Linked DNA regions of Homo sapiens: region 2 is linked to region 1. The links are chromatin contacts, found by Hi-C or POLR2A ChIA-PET in ENCODE. All regions are on one chromosome and are shown on one strand. The core of a region is the stretch at or near the end of the contact, and the rest is flanking DNA. Distances in the headings are between cores, read along the strand shown. Region 1 holds the start of UST (uronyl 2-sulfotransferase). Region 2 overlaps SASH1 (SAM and SH3 domain containing 1).

Evidence for each region. A loop is a pair of places that touch in the nucleus more often than their neighbours do. ChIA-PET counts read pairs that join two places held with the same protein, here RNA polymerase II (POLR2A). Pooled maps may share reads with other maps.
Region 2: a loop to region 1 is called in a pooled map, with 2.7 times the contacts of the local background. The contact joins the enhancer-like site here to the promoter of UST in region 1. A Hi-C loop is called at or near these places in 9 of 37 single-sample maps with no recorded cell type and 4 of 50 pooled maps. POLR2A ChIA-PET finds 5 or more read pairs at or near these places in 1 of 52 experiments (B cell).

What each region holds. Positions count from the first base shown.
Region 1 is chr6:148,743,116-148,749,899 of GRCh38, forward strand. UST (uronyl 2-sulfotransferase) reads left to right here and starts at 3,915. Exons shown (of 8, transcript NM_005715.3): 1 at 3,915-4,562. The coding sequence starts at 4,316. LOC124901425 (a long non-coding RNA gene) reads right to left here and starts at 2,484. Exons shown (of 2, transcript XR_007059806.1): 1 at 869-2,484. RefSeq lists enhancers at 3,544-3,603, 3,664-3,743, 5,052-5,553, 5,554-6,053 and silencers at 4,314-4,403, 4,704-4,873.
Region 2 is chr6:148,516,060-148,522,843 of GRCh38, forward strand. It overlaps SASH1 (SAM and SH3 domain containing 1), which reads left to right. Exons shown (of 20, transcript NM_015278.5): 10 at 3,488-3,834. Among named protein-coding and RNA genes, the nearest start is that of SASH1, 180 kb to the left of the region's middle. RefSeq lists enhancers at 768-1,268, 4,080-4,619, 4,296-4,345. Within about 2 kb of position 4,057, at least 6 of the 41 ENCODE cell types and tissues checked have a DNase peak (open chromatin) inside an H3K27ac peak, as active enhancers do.

The sequences.
Region 1 (6,784 bases), core at 2,665-5,164:
TCTCTACTAAAAATACAAAAATTAGCCAGGTGTGGTAGTACACGCTTGTAATCCCAGCTACTTGGGAGGCTGAGGCAGGAGAATCACTTGAACCCCGGAGAAGGAGGTTGCAGCGAGCTGAGATTGCGTGGCTGAACTCCAGCCTGGGCAAAAGAGGGAGACTCTGTTTCAAAAAGGAAAAAAAAAGAGAGAGAGAAAAAAAAATAAAGTTCTTTTCTGTTTAAGCCACTGGTTTTTAAATTTGCGGTTTTTTTTTTCCAGCTCTATGTAGCTAAACTGAAACATGATGAATATAAGTAGCCTTTGCAACAATCCAGGTGAGAGAAGACAGTGGTTTGGCCCGGGGGGGTGGCAAAGGATGTCAGATACTGGACTTTTTTTTGAATCCTATAGGATTTGCAGATGGTTTAGATACAAGAATGAATGAACTATTAATAGAAAAACTAAGACTTCTGGTTTGGGGCCCAAGTGACTTGAGAGTGTAATGATTTACAGAGATGCAGAAGGCTATGGAGGGGGCAGGCTTGGGTGTGGGACTGGGGTTGGTGGGAACGGCAGTCTAGGGCACACGTGGCAGCATGGCCTTGATAGAAGCAGGAACACGATGAAACAGGGAGGGAGGCCAAGAGCACGGGGCACAGATTGGTAGGAAATGAGTGAGCTCTCATCCTACTGCTTCTATTTTCTCAACAAAGGCTGATCCAGGTCATCCCCTGAGACTGAAGGGAAGAAAGCAGAGGGTGGAGATGGGAGGTTTGAAGAGAAAGACACTATGGAATAGTCCTTTTAGTGAGTGGGATTGCTGGGCAGCCATGGGTGTGCATCTGTCTGAAATCTGTGCTCTCTAATTTAAAGAAAAGCCACTTACCAGCGCTGTGTGTTTTTCTGCAATCCAGTCCAGTTGCATGGTTGGGTTTAACTGAGCCTGGGTTTCACCAGACAAGCACTGTAGGATATAAGATGAGAGAAACAGGGGGAATGAAGGGGTGTTTGCAAGAAGGAGATCAGAATGATGGATCAGGAATCAAAACTGGATAAAGAAAGAAGTAAACACATGAGATGGATGAACACAGACTTGACAGTTCTTGAAAAGACCGAAAAACAGGGTGGGCTCCAAAGAAGCCAAACAGAAGGATAGAAGGTTGTGAAGGGGGAAAAGGAGATTTCGGAGATGCAATTAGTCATCAGTGAGGACAAGGTCAAATGAGTCACTGGAGAGAGAAGGAATTGAGAAGCTAAAGATATTGAATGGAGGTCAAGGTGCTGAATAAAGTATATTTCATTATAAGACTAATAATAAAATTCGTTCACAACTTCCTCTAATTAGATTTGTTATCTGCTTTGAATAAAGATACCATTAATTAGTCTAAGTACTTTAAATTTAATTTTTTTTTCTGAAGGGATATTTATGGGACTTCAAAGAACAAAGTTTTACCCAAACAACTAAGTTTTTGTTGGGTGAAAATATAAAGCATTTTTTTCCATGTGAAACTTCTTTGTATCTTGATATCTCTTCTTTTTCTTCTGTGAGTTTTTTTAGGCGGCGAGTCTATTAACACAATCTTTTAAAGATTGACCTGTTTATTCTCTCTGAAATAGTTCATGTCATAGCTTGTTTCTTCTAAGCTGGACTTTGCCCCCTTGTACTTTCCTTGCAACTTTTTCATCGTTTTTTAAAACAACATTTATTCTCATATTTACTTATTTTCTCAAATGTTTGTTTCCTTTCTTCCTGCTCCATCTCCCTGTTCCTCAGATTCCTTTCCTTAGGAGAAAAAATTGGGGTATTTCCCACAGCATGCTGTGAGAAAAGTCTCTGAACTTCCTGGGGGTGGGACTTGTGAACACAGAGGGTCTTGCACACTATTTTATATCCAGCGAGTGTTCAGATTACAGGGCCAGGCCTCAGATACAGGTCCAGTTTGTGGAAGGCGGTCCCTGAAACATTATGAACACTGCTTTGCTCCTTCTGTCTCCTAGTCCCTCTTCTTAAGCTCAAACGTTATTAATTGGGAGTCTGTTCTGGGCTACTCATTGTACTGATTAAAGTAATTCACATTAATGGGCAATGACTGATCTACTCAATTCTCTTAGGGGAAGTCACATTTCTAAAATGTGCATATTAATCCAAATAAAACCCTGATTCATGAGATAAATGTAAAGCAAATGATTAACACTCTATTCAGGGTTTTCTGTCACAGAACAAAATATTTTCTTTTCTCTTGGGGCCCCAAAACAGCCTTCTCATCCCTTAGAAAGTGGGCTAGGACAATGTAAAATTGGACAGTAGAGTTGTGTGTGTGTACGTGTGTCTCTGTGTGTGTGCAGCACCTGTCACCTCATCTACACATCTCTCTAGCTCATGATATATGTTTCAAATCATGAACCAGAGACATTCATATATGAACATGGTTAAGACATATTCATTCTTTCTTTCTTTCTTTTCTTTTCTTTCTTTTTTTTTTTTTTTGAGACGGTGTCTCGCACTGTCGCCCAGGCTGGAGTGCAATGGCGCGATCTCGACTCACTGCAACCTCCGCCTCCCGGGTTCACACGATTCTCCTGCCTCAGCCTCCTGAGTAGCTGAGGTTAAGACATATTCTTAACGAGTAAGTTCTTTGTCTAGGATAATATTTTGTAATTTTCCACAGAATATTCTTCAGATGCCTAACTTGATGAAGGTTTTCAGGAGCCTAGTCTTAGAATCATAGAGGTTCTTGGCTCCTGGTTCCTTCTTAAATCCAATTGTTCATTACTGGAATATACAAATGAGTAGGGAGCCAGAAATGATAGGCACCAGAAACTGAGGTTTCCATTTCTCAATGTGGCCTGAACTAAATGAATTAAATCTCATCCTCCTATGGGACGTGAAGGAAAAGGGCTCTGGCTGGGAAGTACTGCTGTGCAGTGGTTAGTATAGTGGGTCTGAGGGTCAAATAGATTTGAGTGCAACTCCCAACCCAACTCCTACTACTAGCTTTGGGACCTCGGGTGAGTCACACAGCCCTCAGGTGCTACAGCTTCTATAAATAGTGATATAGTATTCTTACTTAAAGTGTGGCTGATCAGAGCAGCCCTTCCGTGGATCAACCACCCCATCAGAGGATCTATGTCTAGGATTGAGCCTTTTCTGCCCCAGGAGGTTCTTTCAGGTCCAGAGGCTTTCCCGTGGAGGGAAGAGAGGCAGCAATGAAATCAGCGTATAGGCGGACTGGGCTCTTTCCCCTTCATGTCTGCAGGGCAATGACCTCCTAGAGTCCGCTATGCACCCCCCACTTGCCTCTCTGGGCACTGCGAGGTGGAGCAGTTGTAGGACCAGGAAAAGCAAGAACAGAGCGTCCTCTTCGGCTACCCTACCCGGGAGTTCAGGCGCTGCGCCTGGCCCTCTGGGGCGTGTTTGACCATAACTCGCACCGCTTGCTCTTTTCCCATTTCAGCAAAGTCTTGAGCCTGTATTCTAGTACCTTTTATCAGCCTTGGGTAAGCAGCTCGCACGGGGTATATAAGGAGAATCAACTTTCTGAACTGAAAAAAATGTAAATAGTAAAGTCAGTCGTGCTTCTTCCTGCCGGTGACTGTTTACAAGAGGGAAGTCAGCGGGGCCCCCAAGAGGTCGCTGGTGGCGCAGGAACCGCATCCAGATTGTAAAGAACGGGGGAAGGAAAAAAAAAGAAAACACCCAGAAACTTTCTTCCTTGTTGCGAATAATCGCCGCCTCCCCCCCTCCGCCCCCAGCAGAAGCAGTAACGTGACACCCGAGCGAAATCCCGAGACCCGAGCGGAGAGGGAGGGGAGAGGGAGGAGAGTGCTGCGGAGCGCCGGAGGGAGAAAGGGGAGGAGAAGGAGGAAAACCCCTGTCAAGGAGGTGGAGCGAGGGGATGGTGTCCGCCTCCTGTTCCTCCCTGCCGTTTTTTAGAGAAGCCTGAACCGGGACAAAACACGCCGAGACCTACAGACACAAAGCCGGGGGGTCCACGCTGGCGCTGGAGGCGAGCCCCGGCGGCCGCAAGCGAGCCCGAGGCGCGGCGGGGCGCGGGGCGTGGGGACGCTAGCGGGCGCCGGACGGGCGCGGCGCCCCGTCACGGGCAGCGCCCCGAACCGGGGCCGGACACCTCGGCCGCTCGGGCCGCGGCGGCGGGGACCATGCCGAAGAAAGTCTCCTGAGCCCGGCAACTTCGGCCCCTCCCCGCCCCCACCCGGCTGCCCTCCGCGCGGCCCTCCCCATGTGCAGCCGGCCAGCCGGGCTCTCCTCCTCGCGGCGGATGGGTGACCTTTTCCTGGCACGGGCAGGCTGTGGGAGGCAGCGGAGCAGGCGATGAAGAAGAAGCAGCAGCATCCCGGCGGCGGCGCGGATCCCTGGCCCCATGGGGCCCCTATGGGGGGCGCCCCTCCGGGCCTGGGCAGCTGGAAGCGTCGGGTGCCCCTGCTGCCTTTCCTGCGCTTCTCCCTCCGGGACTACGGCTTCTGCATGGCCACCCTGCTGGTCTTCTGCCTGGGCTCCCTCCTCTATCAGCTCAGCGGGGGACCCCCTCGCTTCCTGCTCGACCTGCGGCAGTACTTGGGTAAGGAAGCTGGGCAGGCGCTAGGGCGGCGCCGACAGCGCAAAGTTGTGCGGCGGGGAGAGGGTCGCGGCGGGGACTTCTCGCGCTGCCACCGCGCGCCGCCGCCGCCCCGGGTCTCTCCAGGTGCTAAGCCCGTGAGCATCTGTGCCGCGGTCGGGAGCGCCTTCTTCCTCCCGCGCGTCCGACTGTCCTCACCGAGGCGGGGGCGCCGCTGGGTTGCGCTGCCGGCAGGTACCCCGGGGCGAGGCACCGCTCACCTTCCCCCCGCCCCACCTCCGCCACCCGGATCCGGACTGGGGCGGAGTGGATGGGTGTGTGGGGTGTGCCGGAGTGTGTGTATCTTCAGGCCTGGCGGCGCGGGGAGTGGCGAAGGGAAGGGAAGGTCCTCTTCGTTGCATTGTTAGTGACCGCAGTTCAGTCCCGTCCCGCGCCCCGGGGAGTGTGGGTGGGTTTAGCCCTTTGCCACCGTCCGCTCTGAGAATTCTGTCCCGCAGATCCCCCGCCTGCCCGCCGGCCCTAGTGGCTCCGCGCTGTCCCCGGGCTGGCTTGTCCCTTGGCTGCCGCTGCCCACCCCGCCGCCCGCAGCTAGCCTGGCGCGGGGAACGGGTTGCATCCAGGGGTTTGGGGATGCCCGAGGGCGCTGGTCAGCCTGGCCAGCAGTGTCGCCCCCAGTAACCCGAGGATCCTCGGCGCTGTGTGCGTCTCAAGCTCAAGTCAAAACTTGTGTGTGTGTGTGTGTGTGTGTGTGTGTGTGTGTGTGTGTGTGTGTGTGTGTGGTTTATTAGGAGAGAGGCCGCCTGTCTTTAGCAGAAGTAAGGAAGGGGTTTGACGGGAGGGAAAGAGCCGCTCCAGCGAGAAGGCGTGACCCCGCAGCTCCCTCGTCTCGGCTGCGGGAGCCAGGGGTGCCAGGGACAGGCGAGCGCAAGCCCAGGTCGCAAGGACGATGCTGGCACTCGCGTTCGAGCCAAGGGAGGATGCAGATCCCTCCCAAGTCTGTGGCCAGAAGAGGTCGTGCGGGGGTGAAGGCTGGGAGAGCTCCAGCTTCTTGCAAGCATCCGAAGTGATAAGCCTGAGCATCTGCACGATGAGAGCGAGTGCGGGGAAGCAGAGCCACCGAAGTGCTGGAAAGAAAATGGGCCAAATGACCCGGGCCAGCTGGAGGCTGCCACAGTTACCCCAAACGTCACTTCGTGGCAGAAGCCACAGGTCTAGATAGTAGACCGTTTGGAGAAAAGAGAAAAGAAAAGGAAAAAAAAAAAACCCAAAACAAACAAACAAAACAAAGCAAAACAAAAACAAAACCACATCAGCCAAGTTACAAATGTGTTAGGGCATTTGGAAATGTAGATGTGGATAAAATAATATTCTTTACCTTGTACAAGACCTCATATTTTAAAAGTTACACTTTTATTTCTTTATAAACTTTGGGGAACTACAGATTACAGGAAAAGTTGGCCCAAGTAGATTTCCATAGCATTTGGTTTCATAGAGGATTTGGGGCAATATATCCTTTATTAGGGAATCAAACCTCTTCTTTTCATAAGTTCTGTATTGTGGAGTCTCATAGCTTCCTCCACTCTCTGACACCTGCTAGTGCCACAAAAGTTAACAGTATTTTCATCACCAGCAGCAATCCCTGTTAACAGGCATTGGGAGGCAAGCGTTGAGGCTCAGGGTCTTTCTCCATTAAATCTGACAGTGAATTCTTGTGGAAGTTCTTTTTAAGTAATAGATGGAGGCCAGGGGTGTAGGGAAAAGTGTAATGGACCAGGATGGAAGTCATCTGTGCTCATTGTCCTCAAAGCACCTGGCCTCGTGTAGGGTACTCAGACTTCATAGGCCTGGTGTTTCATGGCAGAATTAGAAGCCACACCTGACTGTCAATGAAACCTCCACCCAGCTCCTAAAGTTTTGGGGTTCTGACACCTTTCTTGAGGAAGGGAAATTCTGGGAGGAGGAAGGAGCAAAGGTACTACTGAGGATAAAATCAAGACATTTCAACATATATTGCATTAACATTTTCACTTTATATTTCCAAACAATGAGGCCTAATAAATTTGGGTGGTCAGTTGGTAGAAGGGTGAATTCTCAGCTTCTGCTCAGGAAACTAGGAAGAACTGAAAGATTGAATGCTGCTCCTGTTACTAGCTGATCATTATATTTCTGACTGATGTGATAGGTTCAAAATGACATCATTGTGAACTGAAAATAGAATACCCTTG
Region 2 (6,784 bases), core at 2,807-5,306, 230 kb before region 1:
ACTATCTTTGAGAGGCATCAATGGAAAAGGAAAAATATAGCAAAAGGGATAACTCTAACGTAAAAAGTAATAACCATATGGAATTCTGGCTCTGAACTTTAATTTATCTGGGCACAAATCAGGCTTCACAGATGGAAGATGGATTTAGTGAACTCAAATCCTAAGGTACACTCTGGCATCTGATGAGTCAGGGTGCTGAGTTGCCGTTGGCCAATCTCACCCATCTTCTCAGGAGAGGCCCCAGGTGTGTGTGTGTAGCTCAAGGCGCCTGCTTTGGGCTGCCCTCCAATTCCCTGCTAAACTGGAACTTCCTCCAACCCCTGCACAATAGAGAACTCTCTGAGGGTCCTCACTGGCAGTGGTACTTGGGAGAGGCTATCTTGGCCCCTGTCCATCTTGCAGAGCAGGAAGGATTCATACGCCAGTAGGCGCCCCCTCCCCCCTCCCCCCTCCCCCGCCCTTGGACTTACAAAGGGTTGATCCTTTGACTTCCTGCGTGCCTGTGCTAATACCAAGTTGTCTGCATGATAATCATCATGTATTGAGGGCACACCGTGTGCCAGGCACTTTCCTTAACACTTTAGATTTTATATTCTCTTTAATGTCATCCTCAGAATAGCTACCAGAAGTAAGCACTTACACCATCCTCATTTCGAAAATGAGGAACCTGAGACTCAAAGAGGCTAAAAGTAATTGACTCCTGGCCACTCAGCCAGCCAGCAGAAGGCCCAGCACGATGTCCAGGCAGCCTGCTCCCTGACAGCAGCCTGTTCTCACTCCGCTGCCACCTGTCTCCCCCACCAGCTCTGGAGTCCTCGGAAAGCCAGGAGAGAGATCAGTTCTTCATTCATTCTCACCCTTGCACCCTGGGTTTCAAGTCCTTATCCTGTCAGGGACAACCCTGGCCAATCTTTAACCTAGGCTACATTGGTGCCCTTTATCTGCCCATTTCTGTGTCTTTGCCACAGAATGCACACCTTTCCTTCCCTCATTGCTCCCACTCAGTTCTCTCCAGTAATGAATCGCCAGTTTTGTAGAAAGCCTTTCAGTTCATACAGCACTTTCACGTAACTCTTTTATGAGGATAATGTTTACTGTTATCATCACAACAGCCTTGCCAGGGGTATTATGGAAAGATAGGTAGGCATTATTACAGATGAGGAAACAGAGGCTCAGAGCCAGGAAGTAATTGCCCAAGGTCATGGAGCTGTGAGTGGCAGAGCCGGGCTGGATGCAGAGCATACCCCTGAGTTCCTGGCATTAAGTCAGCCCACAGCCTACCTCTCTCCTCCTGCCAAAATCACCTTGCCTTTGGTAAGCCGGTCTCAGCTGAATAAGATAGATGATGGAGGCCTTCACGTGAAGCAAATCACAGCAAATGTGATGGAGTGAGCTCATCTTGATGGTCACTCTTCCAGTAGGGGAGTTGTACGCTCAAGTCAGAGAAGGATGGGAGAAGCGATGCTCCAAGTTCAAGCCATCCAGGTCAAGGTTGGGATTCCAAGCCACTGGTCAGGCTCAGACGGAAAAGCCCGCACTACAGGAGGCCTGCCCTCAGCACCGGCAGATGCAGCCTCCTGGGAAGCGTTTGCTACATTTCCCTCACAACCCCTTACCAGATGCTGACTTTCCTGAACCCGAGAATAGAGCTACATTCGTCATGGACATGCGTGCACCAGCTGGTTCCAGACTCAGATGTGACACCAAAGTATTGGAATCTCTGACAACAATCCTAAGCACAGAGCCCAGAAAATGTCCAAAGCAACTGCTGAGTGACAGATCCTTAGGATACGCAGGGTGGACTCACCTGACTTCCCTGAAACCCCTTAGGACTGTGGGTGGAGAAGGGCCTTTGTACATCTGCGTGGACACCTGGGCGGATGGTGAAGCCACAACCACGCTCGACTTCTTTAATAGAGAAGTCCATGGTTGGGCTGCCCCTGCCACAGGTTGTGCCTCTAGTCTTAGCCCAGTCGCTTCTTCTTGGAAGTGGAGGGTAGACTATAACTAGAAGAGGTTGCCATTTTTATTTCCAACAGCATAAGAACCCTTGGTCTCCACACCTTGTCAGTCAGGTGTCCTGAGGAAGGAGCGGGAAACTTCCAGGATATTGGTACCCTGCATCTGGGCTGGTGAATTTCTGTGAGAACCCCGAATCCTGCCTTTAAAGTCCCCCTGAAAGATCCCTGAACAACTCTTCAGGGGACTGTGGGCTAGGCAGAGTTTTACATCTTCTTTTCCACTTTCCAGCTTCCCCACCACCGTCTGCTGGGCATGAATGTAAAGTTGACCTTGGGTTGTATTTAATAGCAGCTGTTCTTTTTTGTTGTTGTTGTTAGATTTGTACCTATAAATCCCATCAATTGGGAAAGTAAGCCATTTTTAGAATTTTAAAGGATGGCTGCCGTTCTTTTCCCCTCTGAGTTTTGCTCTGAACTGAGCATAGCTCCCCTTTTTCTCTGACATTTAACCACACACTGGCGCCCTCGTCCCAGCTGGTATATTTAGTGCCATCCTTCTGTTCCAAGGAACTTTTCCTTTTTTCCTCTTCACAATTCAGCGGGTGGAAAGCTGCAGAGCTCAAAGTTTCCCTATAATTAAAGGGACACAGCCAGTTGGGATCGCTACACCCACAGTTTGACCTACTTCTTTTCTCACATCTGTTCACATAACACATGCGGAAAAGAACTTGGTTTTCCTGCCAAGTCCAAACCTTTCCACCGGGCTCTGGAGGGCTTGGCTTGCCACCTGGCTCCAGTGAGGGCTTCAAGAGCTGGAATCCCTGAGACCAGTGGGACCCTGGAGCTGCCTGCGTGTCAGGGCCCTTAAACGCCCTGGCTGCTCCTAGTGAGGCCTGAGTTGATGGGAGTATCTGGCCGGGATCACTGAGTTTCCTAACTTTTTGCATTTGGCCTGTCAGCTGGAGACGATGTGTCAGTCACATTTGCAAGATACAACGCTTTATAGTGTTTCTCCCCACCAAAACTTCCTTGGAGATTTAGTCACTCAAATGGCATATGTACCAATAAAACAATCACTGTCAGCCACATGACATTTATCACACTCCAACTATAAAAAGCGACCAGAGCCAACATAAAGGAGTGCCTTTCAGAAGGGGGAAAGATCCTGATTCCTAGTTTCAGAGGGTTGCATTTACAAACTGCAGAGGGCATTATCTCGAAATGCTAAGGCATATTGTGATTATGGCTAGCTTAGATTTTGCAAACGGCATTTTAAATACGCCTGTGAAGGTGTTAGGTCTACAAAGATATTTAAAGAAGAAGAAAACACATCTGAATCCTTTTAACATTAAGCTCATGTGAAACCATGTATTTGCACAGTGTATTTTCATTTTTCTGTACATATGTAAGTGGGAGCTGGGTTTATAAAGAGGGTCATGATACGGAGAAAGGTGGTGAATGTAAAGAAAGATGTATGCAAGAATGCAAAGGTGTGTTCACAAGAGACTCTGTTGGTTTCCCTCCAGGTGGGGAGGAGCACGTGTTTGAGAATTCGCCGGTCCTGGATGAACGGTCCGCCCTCTACTCTGGCGTGCACAAGAAGCCCCTTTTCTTTGATGGCTCTCCTGAGAAACCTCCCGAAGATGACTCAGACTCTCTCACCACGTCTCCATCCTCCAGCAGCCTGGACACCTGGGGGGCTGGCCGGAAGTTGGTCAAAACCTTCAGCAAAGGAGAGAGCCGGGGCCTGATTAAGCCCCCCAAGAAGATGGGGACATTCTTCTCCTACCCAGAAGAAGAAAAGGCCCAGAAAGTGTCCCGCTCCCTCACCGAGGGGGAGATGAAGAAGGGTCTCGGGTCCCTAAGCCACGGGGTAAGTACGGATGGTGTTTGCTTCTATGACAACCACCGTCGCAGGCACCACCTTCTGGTGTCCCTGGAGGAGTTTCAGAGTGTCCGGAAGCAAATCCGCTTGAAGAAAACGGATACTAATTATTCCTGTTCCAGAGCTTTTCTCTGCCAGCGTCCCTCCAGAAAAGGCGTCACCAGCACCACCTGTGACCTGCAGCTGCTCCGGCAGAAAGGCAAAGGGGGCGGGAGCTGCGGCTTCCCCGGCAGGAGGGTGCGCGGGCGCACCTCGGTCAGCGAGTTCAATATCACCTACGTGGTGGAGCGGAGCCTGTACAGCCACCTGAACCTGACCCAGCTAGTGCGGCCTGCCTCAGACAGGACCCTGAGCAAGGCTGAGAGACAGGACCTGAGGCGGTGCCTGCTGGAGGAGGATGAGGAGGCAAAGAGGAAGTGGGCCGCCACGGTCGACCGCTGTACTAAAAGGGTTCTCTTGAGAATCCACCAGAAGTCTGTGAGTCACAAAGATGGTCCTGAGGACGGCCTTGTCATTTCTGTGATGTGCAGTCAAGCATTATGGCCTTTCTTCTGCGGGGACCGGCTTCCTCCCCTCTCTCCTGCTCATGACGTCAGGGCACATCCCACCATCACCTTCAATTTCAAATCCTGCTTTCACTTCCAGGCAGCTTTCACCTTCTCTTCCATTTCTCCTCTTGTCAGATGAAGCTGTTTGAGTGCCCATTAAAATAAGCATTGAAGCTAATCCAGAGAGGGGCTTCCAGGGTACAGGGGTGGGGTTTGGCCGCCTCCAGGAGTGGCTGTCTTGATTCTCGGCCATTATGTCACTTGACCTCAAAGAAGCTGATTCAAAACAGAAGGGCATTTCACCCTTGAAAGAGATGCTTGCTCTTGGTTTTAAAATTAAAACAATAGGAGCAGGCTCATGGAAAAACTGCCGTCATCACAGTCACCAATTTGGTGATTTGAAAACATTTTAAAGCACATTTATTTTATTAGTAGAGGCAAGCAGAAAGTTCGTAAATCTAACAACAAAAATGGGAGCTTTTTTGTTTTACTTAAGTCTATTCCATGTTCTTATCTTTATAAACAAATCAACATTTGGAAATGCCTTCCCCTAGCCTATAGATTCTTCTGTACTCAGCAAGGAATAAAGTACTCACTTTCAAAGAGTAGGATGTTTTTCACTTTTAACGCTGGATGATCAGAGACCTAGTAAGATTTATTTTCAAGGCATGACTTACTTTGAACTTCAGAATATAGATATTTTTCCTTCTGAAATTCCCACCTAACTTTTAGTTTGCACAGTGGCACATATAAAATGGTGCAAAGTGAGGAAGTAGATTTCTTGGCCCTCTGTCACCTGGCACCTTGCTTGATCTGCTCAGGACAGTTGGCTGTGGGCCCTTTTAAAGACCTGAAAGAATAGAGTGTCCTTCAATAGTGGTTTTCCCAGGGGGCCTTCCCGTTCATGAACAGGATGTTCTTCCCCAGACGATCAGTGTAATTTAAATTCATTCAGTCGGGTTCTGCTTTTGTGAAAGTGAAGACGGATTGGTCAATGCCATTCTTAAAACGACCTTCTCTGTTGTAAAAGAATCCTTAGGTCCTTCCTAGCCCCTGGGTTTTCCACATATTTCCACATGTTGACTTTCCTTATTTTCTGTCCTTTCATATTCATGTAATTCTTGCAGCACTTTTAATACTACTAGTATGTAGCAGGAACTTTTCTTCTGGCTCTTTCTGTATCATGGCAACAGTTTTTCAATGGTTGAGTTTTTGTTTTAAAATAACAATTCTCTTTCTCACTCATTCAGCCTCTGGTTTGCTCTGACTCACAGATATTTTGAAAAATAACCAGTCTTAGTTTTATGTATTTATTTTTTACTTTCAGAAGTGTTCTACCCAATTCATCTGCTCTTGTATGTTTTGACATGACCTTGATAGAACAGACGCACTTCTTCTGTTAATTGATGACTCACCTCTGTGAGTTTACATCATGTAATACTGAGAAATTTCCCAATCTGAGCACCTTGAATTGTTGATGTGCCTCTCATGTTATTTACTGTCAGATTAATACTATAACTCCATGAGGGCCTTGTCTCTAGAAGTTATATTTCTGGGATTTGTGCTAGTTAGTGTTGTAGGCCAGTGATTAATTCTTCATTGACATTGAGTATGGACATTTGGGCAAGCTCATCTCCAGGCACCGCCCCCACCTAACGTGCTCCTGTGTAATCCCTATCCCAAGTATCAGTCTGAGGCTGAGTATTTTTAAAATACTGTGAGCTTGAGACACTAATGGACAGTTTGAACACTTGCAAAAATATGTGTTCAGTAGGAAGTTATATATTTGCATATTCCTTTTCTTGTAGTACAGTTGTACAATCAAACAAATTTAACTTTCTAATTATCCAGAGAATGTAAATAAGTGTTCTATCATCTTACAATAGAAAGAACTTTTTTAAAAAGGGATTAATCTTATTTCTTTGCTAGATTTATTTAAAAGGTTATTTTCCATTCTCCTTGTCATATTTCTTTCATTTTATCTAAAAGTTTCCTTTATTCTTCAACCTCAAGCTCTTTGTCTTTCGAAAATGCCATATTTGCTTGATGAAGCCTCAGGGAAATGATAATGCTTTGTATCCACTGGAAGTGGTCACTTGTCTCGTATTTTATTTGGTCATTCAATTTTTGTTTGAGAGAACAGACATGCATGACATTTTGCAATTTTGTCCATTTTTGAATTCAACCCCAAAACATGTGTTTCCAACTGCATGGCCATTCCATTGACTAGCCCTCCTCATCCCAAGCATCTATCTAAAGTGTTTTTATAATTTTCAGTACAGGAAGTGTGTGAACTAAAAAAACTTCATTTAGGCTTCATTTATTTAGGTCATCAACGTCAAGGGCTGGTTCATGTATTGATTTATTTTTTATGAGTCTCTTTACAGTCC